2 separate regions of the Homo sapiens genome follow, and region 1 is linked to region 2. The links are chromatin loops, found by intact Hi-C in ENCODE. Cell type or tissue: GM12878. All regions are shown on one strand. Each heading gives the region's core, and the rest is flanking DNA. Links, peaks and the distances in the headings are about the cores only.

What was found. Peaks named below come from ENCODE experiments on the same cell type or tissue, not always from the same donor. Only the 100,000 strongest peaks of a DNase experiment are listed, where the experiment ranks them.
Region 1: a loop joins it to region 2, with 2.6 times the contacts of the local background. A loop is called at or near these places in 2 of 110 quality-filtered maps.

Annotation. Positions count from the first base shown.
Region 1 is chr11:121,232,359-121,239,986 of GRCh38, forward strand. It overlaps LOC105369533 (a long non-coding RNA gene), which reads left to right and starts at 4,445. Exons shown (of 3, transcript XR_948108.3): 1 at 4,445-5,111. It also overlaps the pseudogene TRPC6P5. RefSeq lists enhancers at 3,790-4,329, 4,218-4,407, 4,330-4,869, 4,870-5,409, 7,615-7,628. In GM12878, for the core only: no CTCF peak of the experiment used is centred there; DNase peaks (open chromatin) are centred at 3,903, 5,073 and 5,873; H3K4me3 peaks cover 1,856 bases; H3K27ac peaks cover 2,752 bases.
Region 2 is chr11:121,458,531-121,466,158 of GRCh38, forward strand. The region is part of intron 1 of SORL1 (sortilin related receptor 1); the gene reads left to right. Among named protein-coding and RNA genes, the nearest start is that of SORL1-AS1, 9.4 kb to the left of the region's middle. RefSeq lists an enhancer at 7,238-7,628. In GM12878, for the core only: no CTCF peak of the experiment used is centred there; DNase peaks (open chromatin) are centred at 4,521 and 6,320; H3K4me3 peaks cover 4,674 bases; H3K27ac peaks cover 4,802 bases.

The sequences.
Region 1 (7,628 bases), core at 1,082-6,081, 230 kb before region 2:
AGTAAACATTATCATGAATATAGTTCTCTCTTTTGAATTATTTTAAGATAAATCCTTAAGATATGCTTTACTAGAACAAAGGATATAAATATCTCTATGGATTTTAACGCATATTGTCAAAGAGGAATCCAAAATAAATTAATGAGTAATGCCAAAAAATGTTAAGAACTTGCCAGTTACCTTGAAGACATACCTGAATTAAATATTATGCTTGTTTTTTTTTCTTTTGGGTTTAGTAGATATAAATGAGATCTTGCTATGATTTGTTATTATGACTAACAATATTAGATTTTAAAATGGCTATTGATTTTCATTTTGTGTGACTGAACTGCTCATGTACTGCTTATTGATGAGGTTACAAAGTGTATACAATATGTGCATATATATGGAATACACACACATATATACACATATGTATGCACATATATACACACACATACATACACAAATATACATACATATACACACACACATATATATCTCACTTATGATTCTTATCTCATTATAAAATTTTTATGTTTAACTTCATATACTCATAGCTTTCCACTCCATCATAATATTTGAAATTTCTGTTTTTATGTCAGCACCACATTTAAAATGCATTCTAACATGGGAAAGGAATAGCTCTTTTTCCTTGCTCTGTTCTTCTTCTTTTTTAAAGATCATTTATTATTATTGCCTACCAATTTATTCAAAATTAATTTCAGAATTATTTTATGGATTCTATAAAATAATTAGGTGGGAATTTTTATTGATGTTGATTAATGCAATCCATCCATTAGAGAAACTATTTTACTTCTTTACCAGTATAGAAGAGATTTCTGAAATATTCTTTTCTGTATACCAATATAATTTCATAATTTATCTTATGTAGTCATGCAGACCCCGACCTAATTCATAATATATATCTTTACTTTATTAGAGTCTTTATTGTTACTATTAATTTAAGCTGATTTCTCAGTTTTTGTGACTACAAATAATGCCTTCTTGTTACAAAATTTTAATCTCAGATAATTAATTTTTGAAGTATAGTTTTAAAAGGAAAGAAAGAAAGAAAACAAAGAAAGGAAGTAAAGGGAGAGAGGGAGGAAGAAAGAAGGGGGAATGGAAGGGAAATTTCAACCAAACTCCACTGTTTTCTAACATCTATTTGAATCTGTTTATATCTTTGTAAAAGCTATTTATATATTTCTTCTTTAAATAAATTATGATTATTTTATATATATATATATATATATATATATATATATATATATATATATATATATACACACACATACCCTTCTAGGATTTTCCTGAATTTTATTACCTACAAATAACAATACTGTTTTATTTCTTTCAAGTAATAACTTCTTATAACATTTTGTTTCTTTATTGTATTATTAACTCTCAAAGCAATGTAATCAAAACAGTAACTGAGAAATGAGGGAATGGGAGTATACAGTTCCCTCTCTTTACATTTCCACTTTGTTCCTGGGGGAAGACACACTTCTATACCCCCTCATTACACTGGACCTACACTAGTATTTAATCTCATTGTTGATAGCTTGGAAGATTCATTGGTGCATGCTTGGCCAGTGGAAGAGGGCGCCTTATTAAAAGATGTGTTTCTGTGCATACATGCTCAAATCTAATTTCTCTGCCTAAAACTGAATGGTCTGCTCCGAAGAACTGACAAAGAATAAGAAAAGAGCAGGTCTCACAAAGGCCTCCTGTTTTTTGCTGAATTCTCCAACACAGCCCTACATTCTAATTTATATCACAGGCTTGCCTGCGATAATAAAGGAGTATTTTGTTTCCTGCAGCTTCCTAGACCCAAATGCTTAACACATTGATGCTTCCTATGGACCAAGCACCAATGTGTCTAGAAATGAGCACATGAGAATACAGAGCTGTGTGCGCAACTGCTTCTAGCCCACCTGGTGTCTCTGTGTGAAGTAGAAAATTCTCATGAAGACACTTGAGTGCTTTTTGTCCAGAATATATTTATCATTTATCTATGATACGTATTTATCATACCATTTCTATGATACGTATTTATTGTTTTTCTATGATAAATACAGTATGAATGGTGTGTGAAAGGAAATTAAATATTGAGGCCCCCAACTCATTAAGCCGAAGGGAAAAGTCAAACTGGGAACTGGGTCACACAAACCCGCCTCCCCCTTTTGGTTCCTAAATAAGATGGCTACAAGATGTAAAGCTACTTGCCTCCCCCCATTTGCCCTCAAGGAAATTCCTAGTGAGCTGCAAGATCTTTTAATGTATTTCTGTTAAAATTTCACCATGGCAATGTAAAATGATAGCTTATATTTATAGGTGGAGTCACCCCCAGCCCACCAGACACATATGCATATCTGATGTTCCCCTGCCCCATTTTGTCTATATTATCTTATGTAAAATGCAGATTCCCTGCAGTTTTCCTCTGCCTCATTTGTCTATGTCATCTTATGTAAAAAAATGTAGATTCACTGAGCCAGACAAAGGCATGAATGACTATTTTTCCCTACCTTCCTCTTACATGGAAATTGTGTACTTCTCAATATTCCGCTCTTTCCCCTTTAAATTTGGAGCCCTTAAAATCAACTTCAGAGAAAGGCATAGTCCTGTCTCCCGGGCGCACACGCTTATATCTTTGGCAAATAAACCTCCTAAAATGATTGAGACTTATCTTGTCATTTTTCTCAATTGACAGGTGTTTCTTAAAACTGTTCAATGCACAACCTGCAAACTGTATGTGGTGGCCTGGCTCGGAACGGAGATTGCAATCCATGCTGAAGCTGCAGTGAGTTCACTGAGTCAGGGGAGTGGCAGCTGATCTGAAATCTTAGTGGTAGCTGGAATCTACAGGTAGGGCTCCACAGACTCCGACTGTGATCACAAACATCATCAGATTCTTGTGAAAACTGATTGATTTGGATGCCAGAAAAGAGTTGCCTAATATCACAAACAGAGAAATCAGAGTTCTATTTCCTAGAGTAGGGATGGATATCCTGAGGACTTCAAAATTGCAGAGGTAGCTGCAGTTTTTGTCACAGTGCCATGGGAAAGGACAAAGCTATCTCCAGAGCCAGGAAGGCTCACCACAAACAGGCTTTTGTAAAATACAAGAACTGGGCATGGAGGTAGTAGGTGCAATTTTGGAAATGCAAAGTATTGGTAGTTAGGAAATGAATATAAATAGATACACACTGCACACACACACACACACACACACACACACACATATTTTTTCTTTTTCCATTTATTCTACTTATGAGCTAGAACTGTGGGACCAGTGCCTTTAAAGTGTTGTCTGAAGTAGCAGGATGATGAGAGGTGAATAAAGATTCTTTTGTGTAGTGAGAGTTAAGCAGGACTACAGTAATTAAAAAGAAAATTGGGGAGGGGGTTGTTAGTGAGGAATACACGGCAGATGTAACTGTTTCTCATGGAGCCCTTGAGGAGATATTGTTAGGAAATGCCAACAACTGTGGGATGGAATGAAAACCACCTTGGGGACATACATATCCAGGAACATGGTGGACTAGATAGCCAAAACATTCCTTCCAGTGCAAACATCTGGAAATACAAGATAAAATGTGATAATCATATTGATAAAAGTATAAATGACCTCATAGAAGGTCAAAGAAATTCTCATCATTCAAAACTAAAAGGGAGCTGGAAATCAGAATAGAAAGCTGACAATAAAACCTTCACTGCCTCCCATGCATTTAGCAATGTTGGTAACCTAAAAGTGGTTATTTTAATGGCTACTGGGAGACAGAAGATGAACTTGCCAGAGCAAGGGAGGATCCTTGGAGAGCAATACCCATGATGACAATGGACCAACTAAAAAAACTCACATCAGAGCAAAGGAAACCAGAAGTAAATTTTTCTGGTTTGGGCTGGGTTATTAGTAGAAAAAGAAAGTCGCCTTTGAGAATTTGTAACCACAGGTCTATACAAAATGACTCTGAAGTTTGGATTTTTGTGAACATAATTCATGGTTAAGAGACATGTAGGTGGCTCTCACCAGTAGTCCCAGCTACCCAGGAGGCTAAGGTGGGAGAATCACTTGAGCCCAGGAGTTTGAGACTGCAATGAGCCATGATCATATCACTACCCTCCAGCCTGGGGAACAGAGTGAGTGAGATCTTGTCTCTAATAAAAGAGAAAGTGTTAAGGAAAAAAGCTGAGCGTTGGGAAGAAAGCTGAGGTGGGGCTTGCGTGACTGACATAATGTCCTCTGGAATGTGTCTAGACTTGCTGGCTCCTTGCTTCTAGCCCTCCTAGGCTCCTAGATCCATTGTATTTCCGTTATCTCAAGTAGCAGAACATGTTCCATATAAATGCTAAACTGTCACAGCTGTAGATCATGTGCCTGCCCTTTTGACCTCCACATTCTCACCACCTGTTTCTTTGTTGGATTACAAATAAATAGCGGGGGCTCCCAGGGCTCAGGGCCTTCACGATCGTGATGGCCCGCTGGTCCCACTTCTCTGTCTCAAACTGGCTTTTTCTCAATCCTTTGACTCCGCCGGGCTTTGTCACCCCCATGACCTGGTGTTGGGTCTGATCACCCCAACGTTCCTGGCTGCTCAATGTGGGGTGACAAAGACCCCGGTGAAGGAACGCTAGAGCGTGTGAAAGCAGAGGACGCATCATCAGAGGACACCTGAGGATGTCTAAAAGAAGCTCAGCAGGAAAGCTGAGTGCTGGGAAGAACCAGGGTAGCAATGGGACAAAGTGAAAGCAGACATTCTGCTTATTTAAATTTCTTAAGGCGTTTATTATGAAGAGGGGGGAGTGAAAGTTAGTGCTCAGAATTTATCACTCTTCAGTGCAGTAAAGCAGTTTTGCCCATGGTTCCCGGAACAAGGGACTATGGAGTTGGATGAATGGGAGAGAATTGGCAGAGATTTTTAAAAAAACATATAAAGGTGGAGCAAATATTCCAGTCTCGGTTTGGTCAATGTGGGCACTAATAAAAGCAGCTCTTGAGCCATTTCAAACAGATCATGAGGCAGATTCAGATGAGGAAGAGGAGGGCGAGTGTAAAAAACTAACTTCAGATTCTGAATGTGAGGAACAGAAACCGGAGGAAATCAAAGAAAGGGAAACCGAAAAAGGTATGTTTTACTAGCCCCTCAGCTCCACCTGCTGAATTAAGTGAATGGCCACCTCCTCTCTCTCCCCTTAGTGGGCGAGAAAATGAATTAGCTACAAAACTTACCGCTCCTGTAGTTGCAACATTAAAACCTGGAGCAATTGGTAGTACTAAGACCCAGTGGAATCTGAGGCTTGTTTATTTAGAGAGCACCTCAATAAACTGAGGCATATCCGGCACAGCCAGTGCCCTTACAAACGGCAACAATTGTCTCCCACCGCGGCGGGCAGTGCTGCCGTGGACCTTTGCAGCACAGTTCTCATTTCCCTGCTTCCTGGGAGCCACTGGAGAGGGTCCCCACGGGAGTTGGGGGACCCTTGCCCTCAGGAACCGTCGGTCTATTACTTGAAAGATCTAGAGGTGGCACTGTGCATACGGAAATGATTGGTTCTGATTATACCAGAGAAATTCAATTAGTTATTAGTTCCTCAACTCTGTGGTCTGCTTCCCCAGGAAAAAGAATTGCTCAGTTGTTGACATAAAGCTGGGAAGCAGCACAGTGAGAAGAACAGGAGGCTTTGGTAGTACTAATCCAACAGGAAAGGCTGTATTTTGGGTTAATCAAGTGTCTGACAAAAGACCTATTTGTACAGTAGACCTGCTGTTGGATGCTTACAGACTGACACACAGGCCTGGTTGGCAGTAGTCTCCGGAAAAAATAAATCATGCGCTGCTTTGCGTAGGGCAAGTCAAGTCATCTTGAAGCTTCAGTTTCATGTTTAACCTGCCTCTGCTGGAGAAAAACAGATTTAATAAGCACACAGGCATGATATGGGCTGAATGTGTTCATTGTGGTGTTTGTGGCCTTTATGATGGGAATGTTCAACCTCTACTACTACATTGGTGCAAAACAAAGTGAAGCCTTCACAACAGAGTTTTAAGACACTGCTCTAGGCTATATTTGGACTTTCTGAAGTGAAATCAGTGGTCATCAACTATAACCACAAATTCATTGAAAACATTGGTTATGTTATTTATGGAGCCTATAATGTTACAATGGTCATTGTTTTGCTAAGTATGTTAACTGCCATGATCAACAATTCATTCCAGGGAATTGAGGATGATGCTGATGTGGAGTGGAAATCTGCAAGGGCCAAACTCTGGTTTCCCTGCTTTGGGGAGGGGAGAGCACTTCCTGTTCCCTTCAATCTGGTGCCAGGTCTGGGGTCCCTGTTTTGTCTCTTGCTGAAGCATAAAGGGTGGATTTTTCAGCTCTACCCAGGGTCATAAAAAAGGTTTCCAAGAAAGATGCAGAGATAAGTCAGTAAGTAGAGATAAGTAAGTGGAGACAAGAAAGTAGAGACAAATAGAGACAGAGACAAATAGAGACAGATAGAGATAAGTAGAGAGAGAGAGAGATAAGTAGAGAGATAGAGATAAGTAGAGAGATAGATGAAGACTAGCAATATAAGATCAGTGCCCTAGTAGAGGTTACTGATCAGTGCCCTAAAGAGGTACAAAAGTAGAGACTAGCAAAGACTAGCAGAGATTTGCAGGGACAGACAAGAACATTCTGAATTATGAAATTAGCTATGGCTCAAAGGGCAAATATAAAGGGAATAGAGGGGAGGGAGGCAAGGATAAAAATGCTCTTTCTTTTCTCTCCAACAGGACCTTTTGGTCCTTTAAATAATCAAAGGGCAGATGCACTGGTGTCTGCAGTCTTTGCTGATGCACAAGCATTCCATTCTTTAACTCATCTTAATGCTGCAGGCCTTAGAAAAAGATATGGTCACATACAAAAAGCTGGCAAAAAGGAAAGATAATTATATGGGGAAGAGGAGTTGCTTGTGTCTATCCAGGTGACAATCAGGAGCCTGTGTGGGTGCCCACCAAACATCTGAAGATCTATCATGAGCCACAACATCTAGTGGACCCACCTGTATAATGCGAATTGAAGGTTTGAAAAGCCTCGATTTGCTTTCTCTGTGCCTTCTGTTAATCAGAAAAGACCTGTTTCCCATTATCAGTTGAAAGTTTTACCTCGCAGTAATTAATCAGAGGCAGAAACTGAGTTAACAAATGCTTCAGCAACGGCATGGTCCCGGCTACAGCCACAGAAGTTTTTGCTTCTGTTTCAGTAGATTTACTAACGTGGGGGGTGAGGGTATACTTGTGCTTTTTCGGGAGATGAATGAACCATGTGGATGCCTTAAGATGTGTACGACCATGGAATGGGAGACTGGAGGGACCCATGGATCCCAACCATGCACTGAGTTCCCCCAGTATGAGCCACGAGCCAGTTGAATCTGAATGAGAAGATGCAACAAGGGCCGACCAGAGTCATGATGCTTAATGGACCAATGCTTTCTGACTCAGCTCCTCTCTACCTTGAATACAAGAGACCCTAATGGTTAGGCAGGAGTATCATTGCCCCTATTCAGTATAAAGAAGTTACAGAAGATGGACCTTCATCATTTTGCAACCCCTAGGATTAAGGATCCTCTTGTAAAAGGGAAAGGGGAGATATGTGGGAAGC
Region 2 (7,628 bases), core at 1,465-6,464:
GCATTCTCTGTTGATGAGCATGGGACTTTCCTATGCATTTTCTAGGTATGCCAGACACTGTTGGCAGATGGTATAGTCAGTCTAGCCACGTACATGCAAAAATCAATTTCCCTCAATTTAAAATGAGCCACAGTTAATTTCGACCTAATTTATTGGCTTATCGACCTGTGAACCCTGGGCCTTCGAAGAAGTGGCATGGGCGGCCTTCAAGCGCTGAAGTGGCTGATGAAGCTAAAATCCAGAAAAGGCAGGGTGGGCTGCTGAGCAAGATCAAGATTTGAGTTTCCTCCTGTGTTATTGTGAGATGCTCAGTTTTTTTTAACTGTAACATGACCAATGCTTTGTGCATTTTATGGTGGGTTCCGTAAAAATAGGACTGCGTAACGATCACAAGTACACTAGTGTGTTAAAAAATAATTACAAAGTTCTGTTATCCACTGGGTAACTGTTTATTATAATGGTAACATCCATGCCCATAGCACTGCTACTAGCCAAGAGCTGGAAGATCCTATCTTCCTGGCCGCGTCCTGGACCCTCCGATGTGGCACTGTTCAATAGATCTTTCTGTGATAGTGATGTTTTCTATCTGTGCTGTTCACCATGTTCACTAGTCAGATCTGGCCATTGAGCAGGTGAAATGTGGCAAGTGTGACTGAAGACTTGAAGTGTCTTTCATTTAATTTTAACGAATTTAAAGTTGAAATAGCCACATGTGGCTCTTGGCTACTGTGTAGACAGCACAAGCTTTGACAAGGCCTCTTCTTCCCACCTGTAGGCAACCTCTGCTTCACCCAAGAGAGAAGTTCCTGCAAAGACCTGCTCGTGTAGGCAGGGCAAACAGGGCAATAAAAGCAAGAGTGGAGGGCTTGGGTCTAGACCCTAGGTATTGGTGGCTGCTGACTGCCAAGTTGAGTGTCAGGAGACAGTGGTCCTTCTTTCCTAGGTAGGAACTCACCAGGGGGACCGTGGAGGGCCAAGTGGGTCCGGTGGTTGGCTCTAGGGCATGCCTCTGCACAGTTGCCTCCTTCTGTCAGTCACTTAGTCAATGAAGGCTGGCTATTCATAGGGTGAACCAGATCTCTGTGGCTTCACTTCTCATCTGGCCTTGCGCAAACACTGCACTTGTATCGGGCTTTGCTAAGGTGGAGCGCAGACCCTGCACGTTCTGTTTAGCAATGAAAGATGTAAACAGTGCCTTAACAGTGGGGCCATCTCCCTGCCCTGCCCTTTGCTTCCTGTGCTTTTGTTGACTTACCTTGATGTAGCTGGGTCTGTCTTTCTTCCCTTCAACCCTCCAGATTGGCATGAAGACAAACACTACAGGCGTGTGGTCTTCATCTTTGCATATAAACCTCCCCCACTTCTTGGCTGACCTTTTAACTTAGCTTGCCATTGCTGTTGCTGCTGCTGCAGGCTCTTAGCTTGGAAAATCAGGACCCTTCACAATGATTTATCTCCAGTCCCCTGAATTAGATTCAAAACACAGCTACGAATTCTCAGAAAGGCAGGCTGATGTGATTATATCCCAAATCTGAGTGGCTGACAAGGACAATAAAAAGATGTACCTATATCAAATGCATTTGTGCCGTGTAGAGACCAATATGTTGTTTATTATCTCCCCCCCTTTCTGGGGGTTTTTTAAATGAAGAAGGTAACTGATGTGACCTCTATTATTTAGAAGAGAGACTAGCCTGTTGAGTAGAAACCCTGGGGGAAGATGACTAGGGTGAATCTTACATGAAATAAATGTGGGGGTGAATCAATGGGTGGGCCCTCAGTTGGGATTTTAATATTTTAGGGATACTGAGATGATTTCCTTCTGACTTTGGGGGGCTGGTGAGCTGAGGTGTAGTGTCATGATGAATTTTTTTTTTTTTTTTTTTTGAGACAGAGTCTCGCTCCGTCACCCAGCTGGAGTGCAGTGGCTCTATCTCGGCTCACTGCAACCTCTGCCTCCCAGGTTCAGGCGATTCTTGTGCCTCAGCCTCCTGAGTAGCTGGGATTACAGGTGCGCACCACCACGCCCGGCTAATTGTTTTGTATTTTTAGTAGAGATGAGGTTTCACCATATTGGCCAGGCTGGTCTCGAACTCCTGACCTCGTGATTCACCCACCTTGGCCTCCCAAAATGCTGGGATTACAGGTGTGAGCCACCGTGCCTGGCCTTGGTGAAATTTTTAACTCTGTGCCCAGAGGCATTGGAAAGGCTGGTATGATCTGGTTGAGCCTGGAGGGCCCTGGGTTAAGAGCCACCTGTGGAGAAAGGCTAGCTTGGGGACTGTGGCTGGGAAGACTTTAATAGGTACCTGTGAGATAGCAAGCTATAGGGTTAAGGTCCCAGATAGTTAAGGACCCCATTTCTCTATTAGCCCAGGAGACACATGCGAGACAGTTCCACCTGTCTCTGCCCCAGGGACCTGGGGAGAAAGGCCAGTGCTGATCTGCCCAAGGATCTCAGCCAAGGAGCCCGAGATGGCAGGGAGTGGGGACAGAGCAGAGTGGGGTGAGTGTCCTGTGAAACCAGAAGTGTTTGGAAGGACTTGCATGCTTTGAACCTGTGCTCAATTAATTGAGTAACCTGAGACTCTGTACCTATGACTTACCTCATCTGTGTACATTTAGTTCCCTGAAATTCTCTCACTGAGTGGTTAAAAAAAAAAAAAATCTGCAGTTAACTGTGCACATGGTTTGCTGAATTTGGCAAGGTGTGCTGTTGGTGGTGGTGGTGATGGGTGGGCTGGAGGGGGACGGTTACTGCAGAAACAAGGCCTTCAATCTCTAGAGGAGAAAAATGAAGCAGTGGATGTGGAAAGTTGGTTAGAGGTGAAAGAGCTATCTAAACAGAGCTGGGGGAGTTTAGCTAGCAGACCAGAGCCTGTGGGACGTCCGCCTGTTGCCTCACCTCCTGGTAGCCCAGAGGGCATCTCCTATTACTGAGAAATTGGCCAAGCCATGGGTTTAATGCACTCCCCCTTCTCCATTAGTCTTGTTTATAGCTGCCCTCACAGGGTGGTGAAGAAGCCACTGGTAGGGTATAGAGGCCTTCGGTTCTGGGATGTAATGTTTACATGCTTTTCTCTTGGAGTTAGGAAAGTGCTAGAAAACAGTGTCGCCTCTGGGCTGGAGCCTTGGGACCTGGAGGTTGGGTTTCCCCAGGTTTCAGAGTTCGGCTGGGAATCAAGGAGAAAACTGCCTGTGAGTTTCAGTTAGGCAGGAGCTCCTAGCTTGACTCAGGCGTGCAGTGTTTTGTCATTTTATATATGTCATCGCTTGCTCTTAGGCCTTTCGCTAATGTTAATGTTCTATGTGGAGCCGTTTTGTGAGGAATGGCTTATTTTGGTTGAGAGGCATTTGGTAATGAAAAGAAATGATGTTTTAGTGCGTCGAAGTTTATGAAATGACATCCACAGGCTGCATCTCATTTGATTCTTACGACAATCTTGAAAAATGGGGAAGATAAGAATGATTATTCATCTCATTTCAGAGATGAGTATCTTGAAGCTTGAAAAGGTGAAGTGACTTACCCGTAGTTAGACAGGTGGTAAACCGGAGAGAACAAGACTCAAACCAACCCGCTAACTTGTTTCAGATTTATGCAGGCATATTTGTCTATCCTAAGTAATCTAGTGAAATTTTTGATCTCAAGCAGGGATCCACAGCTTTTTTGCAGTACTTTTTTTTCTCCACCTTTAAAACCTGGAGATCTCACATAATTCCACTTTCTCCTGGCCACACTGATCTTGTAATTTTTCAAACACAGCAAGTCTCAAGGCCCTTCTCCTTCCTGGCTTCTGCTCTGCCCTGCCTTAGGTCTGGGTCCATGTTCTCTGCCTCACTTTTCCATCCCCTTTTCCCTAACTCCTCCCTCTTCATCCTTATGGTGTCAGTACATAGGTCAGGTCTTCAGTGAAGCCTCACTCTCTCCCCGATATGAGGTTAGGTCCCCTGTGTAACAACAGTAATTCAATCATCATTCCTGGAATTAGTTGTTTAATGCGTGTTTTCCCTACTATATTCAGAGCTATGAGGCAGGACCTAGAATCGTGTTATTTTTCTTTCTTTTTTATTTTTTGAGACAGGGTCTAGCTCTGTCGCCCAGGCTGGAGTGCAGTGGCATGATCATAGCTCACTGCGGCCTCGATCTCTTGGGCACAAGCGATCCTCCCACCTCAGACTCCCTAGTAGCTGGGACTACAGGCATGCGCCACCAGGCCCGTCTAGTTTTTGTATTTTTTGTAGAGATGGGGTTGTGTCATGTTGTCTAGGCTGGTCTTGAACTCCTGGGCTCGAGGGATCCACCCGCCTTGGCCTCCCAAAGTGCTGGGATTGCAGATGTGAGTCTGCCATTTTACTAACACCTAGTATAGCATCTGGTATATAGTTAGTGCTTGATAAATACTTATTGACTGAACGCGGTGAGGGGCTATTCATGGTGAAGCTGCAGAGGGCAAGTCTGTGGTCTGGAACCATCCTGAAGAGCTGTGAGAAATGACTTTGGGCTCACAGGGAAATCCTCACGTAGGGCAAGTCCTGGCTTGGGGTGCGCTCTCTTGAGGGGGTATTTGCTGTGCTCACTCTGACTGTGTTTCCTGCACATGGCCGTGTGTTTTCAGGCAGTGAGAACCACCACATTGCCTTAAAGTCTGTCTCTGAGCTTAATCTCATTTGCAAAAGGTGGCATTTCATTTAATTGTTCTCTGAGATTCTTTCTGGCTTTGATATTTTCCTCATTTTTTTTTTGCCAACTGGTAAATTAAGGGGTGATATTATGTTCATGAGAAAGAGAGTTTTCCACAGTTTCTTTTTAGTAGGGAGCCCCTCCCAAAACAGCAAAGCATATTCGCTCATTGACAAAGTGGGTTCACCAGGACAGAGTGGCACACAGAGGTAAACAGTAGATAGGTTCTCGCTGCCAAGGATCAATCAGAAAGGGAAATAAGCTCTCTAAACTGATATTATAAGGCAGTGAGATTATGATTATCATCCTTTTAGCAAAGAGAAAGGAAAGGGCATATGTGTATTTTTCTCTGTAGAATGGTCATGGCTCCAGTGAAGGAGATAGTAGTGAATGCTAAGTTCTAGTCCAAGGTTATTCTCTCCTTGTTTCCTCATCTGGAAAATGGGCAGCCTGAATTCATCAGCAAAGTAGTTCAGGAGTTCTGTAGGTGAAGCATCTTGAGCAAACTCAAAAGTCAAGTGAGTGAGCTGAGATTCCATGAACTGGGCCTCTCTTCCGGGAGTGCTCGTAAACTAGATTTCAGCTTTCCTTCTGAGGTGAGCAGTCCAGGGAGGATAATAAGCCTGCTAAATATAGTGAGAACACAGTCTTGAAAGGGGACAGTGAGAGGCAATTTGCATACCTAGCATTTAAGCCATGCAAAGGGATGGTTTGGGAAAACCTTGTTCTCCTTGGACCTCAGGAGGCTGTCTTTGACTTCCTCAGTTTCGTCATATAGTTCAGGGGAGTGCCTGGCTCCTTCTGTCCTCACAGTTGAAGGACAGGATATTTGTTTTATGCTATATTGTAGAATTTTAAAAACGCTTCTTTGTATTTCACTGCTAGTGAAGCAGAGAAATGAATCAGACTGCCTTATTTGTCCTCCTTGTACTGCGTTTTGGGAGGAGGCTGTGTAGGAGTTGTGAGGACTGCAAGCTGTGGGAGTCTAGGACATCCTGATTTTTGGGTTTGACCAATTTGAAAGAGGTGTAGAGAGGGTACCTGTGACCCATTCTATTCAGTGGCCCCACCTCCTGCATAAGCCTCAACAACTATACAGATTTCGGTGGTTTTATTGGAAACTTCTCATCATTGGCTTAGACTTGCAACCCTAATTCCCCCAGAAGTGCTCTGTGTGAGCTAACAGGTAAGAAATGATTAAAGAGCCTACAGGGTGCCTGGCACCTAGCAGACCTCAGTGCCTACTTCATCCGCAAGTGAACGCATGAGTAATCAGTCCCTTCATCCAAGCCATTGACTTCCTCCCCTCTATTTATAACAACCCAGAACTTGAGGACTGGGTGGTAGCAGGTCCTTCCCCTCACTCTGAATAATAGGAGGTGAATCATTTCACCTCTCCGGGTTGCCAGGGCACGCAGGGGGCTGAGGGACAACACTTGTGGGGTGATATGGACTTGTTCGATGAAGATGCCGAGGCGAGTCAAGGTGTGGGTGGCATCCACTGTTGTGAGCTGGCGGTGGATGCTAGCCTTGGGCCTGCGGCTGTTTCTCCAGCTGGGGACAGGGAGGCCTGTGCGGATGCTGTGGCTCTGCAGATGCCGCTGACAGCACTTTGAAGGATTGGTTTGGCCAGAGACCCAGTCCACAGCCTGCCTCCTGTATGACTCATTCTAGCTGCATATTTTGGTAGCATGAGGGCTTGAGATGAGATAAAAGGAGCACTTCTTAAGAGTGGAAGCTCCTAGGTTCTTGATTAGCACTTGAGAAATATAATGTTCTCTGCAGGTCCTAGAGGCCTTAAAAAAATTTGAGTATATTTCACATTACATAAAATTAGCCATTTTAAAGTGAACAGTTCAGTGAACTTAATATCGCCGCAATGTTGTGCTACCATGATTTCCAAAACATTTCCATCGCTCTGAAATAAAACCCCTTACCCATTAAGCAGTGATTCCCTCCTCTCCAATCTCCCAGCCCCTCGTAACCACTAATCAGCTTTCTCTCCCTATGGATTTACCTATTCGGGACATTTCATATAAATGGTGTCATGCAATCATGCAATATGTGACCTTTTGTATCTGGCTTCTTTCACTTAGCATATTGTTTGTGAGGTTCAGCCACATTGTAGCATATATCATCAGTATATCCTAGAGTTTTAATGACCATCCCAAATCCCCAAAGACAAGCCCCCCCGCCAAAAATGGTACATCTTTCTAGCTACCGTCATTTAGTTCCAACTCCTGCCAGGAGGCAGGGGAATCAACTAGATTCATTGTTTCCCAAAGAAGCTGCATTAGAAATACCTGGGGTTGGGGTGTGTCTCCTTTTTTTTTTTTTGAGACGGAGTCTCGCTCTGTCGCCCAGGCTGGAGTGCAGTGGCATGATCTTGGCTTACTGCAACCTCTGCCTCCCAGATTCAAGCAATTCTCCTGCCTCAGCTTCCCGAGTAGCTGGGACTACAGGCACGTGCCACCGTGCCTGGCTAATTTTTTGTATTTTTAGTAGAGACGGTTTTTCACTGTGTTAGCCAGGTTGGTCTCCATCTCCTGACCTCGTGATCTGCCTGCCTTGGCCTCCCAAAGTGCTGGGATTACAGGCATGAACCACCACGCCCGGCTGGGTGTGTCTTTTAAAAAAGACTGATTCCTGGGCTCCAGGCAGAGGGCGACAGAGCCGGTAGGCGTGGAGTGGGGCCTCTTAGGTGATTCTGACCTTCAGTGGGGCATGGGACCCCCCTAGGCCAGGTGATCTTTGGGGGGTGGGGTGGGAGGAGTTATCTTGACTCTTAACGACCTGCCAATGAGCCAGATGCTGTTTGTTGTTTATGATGCAGTTTCTGTGTTCAGAGGTTTCTGTGGCATGTAATTTTTCTCTGTTTGCCTTCTGAGGGGAGGCACTCGGCCCCTCCCTGCTGCCTTAACAGCTCCAATTAATTGTGTCTCATTTATCA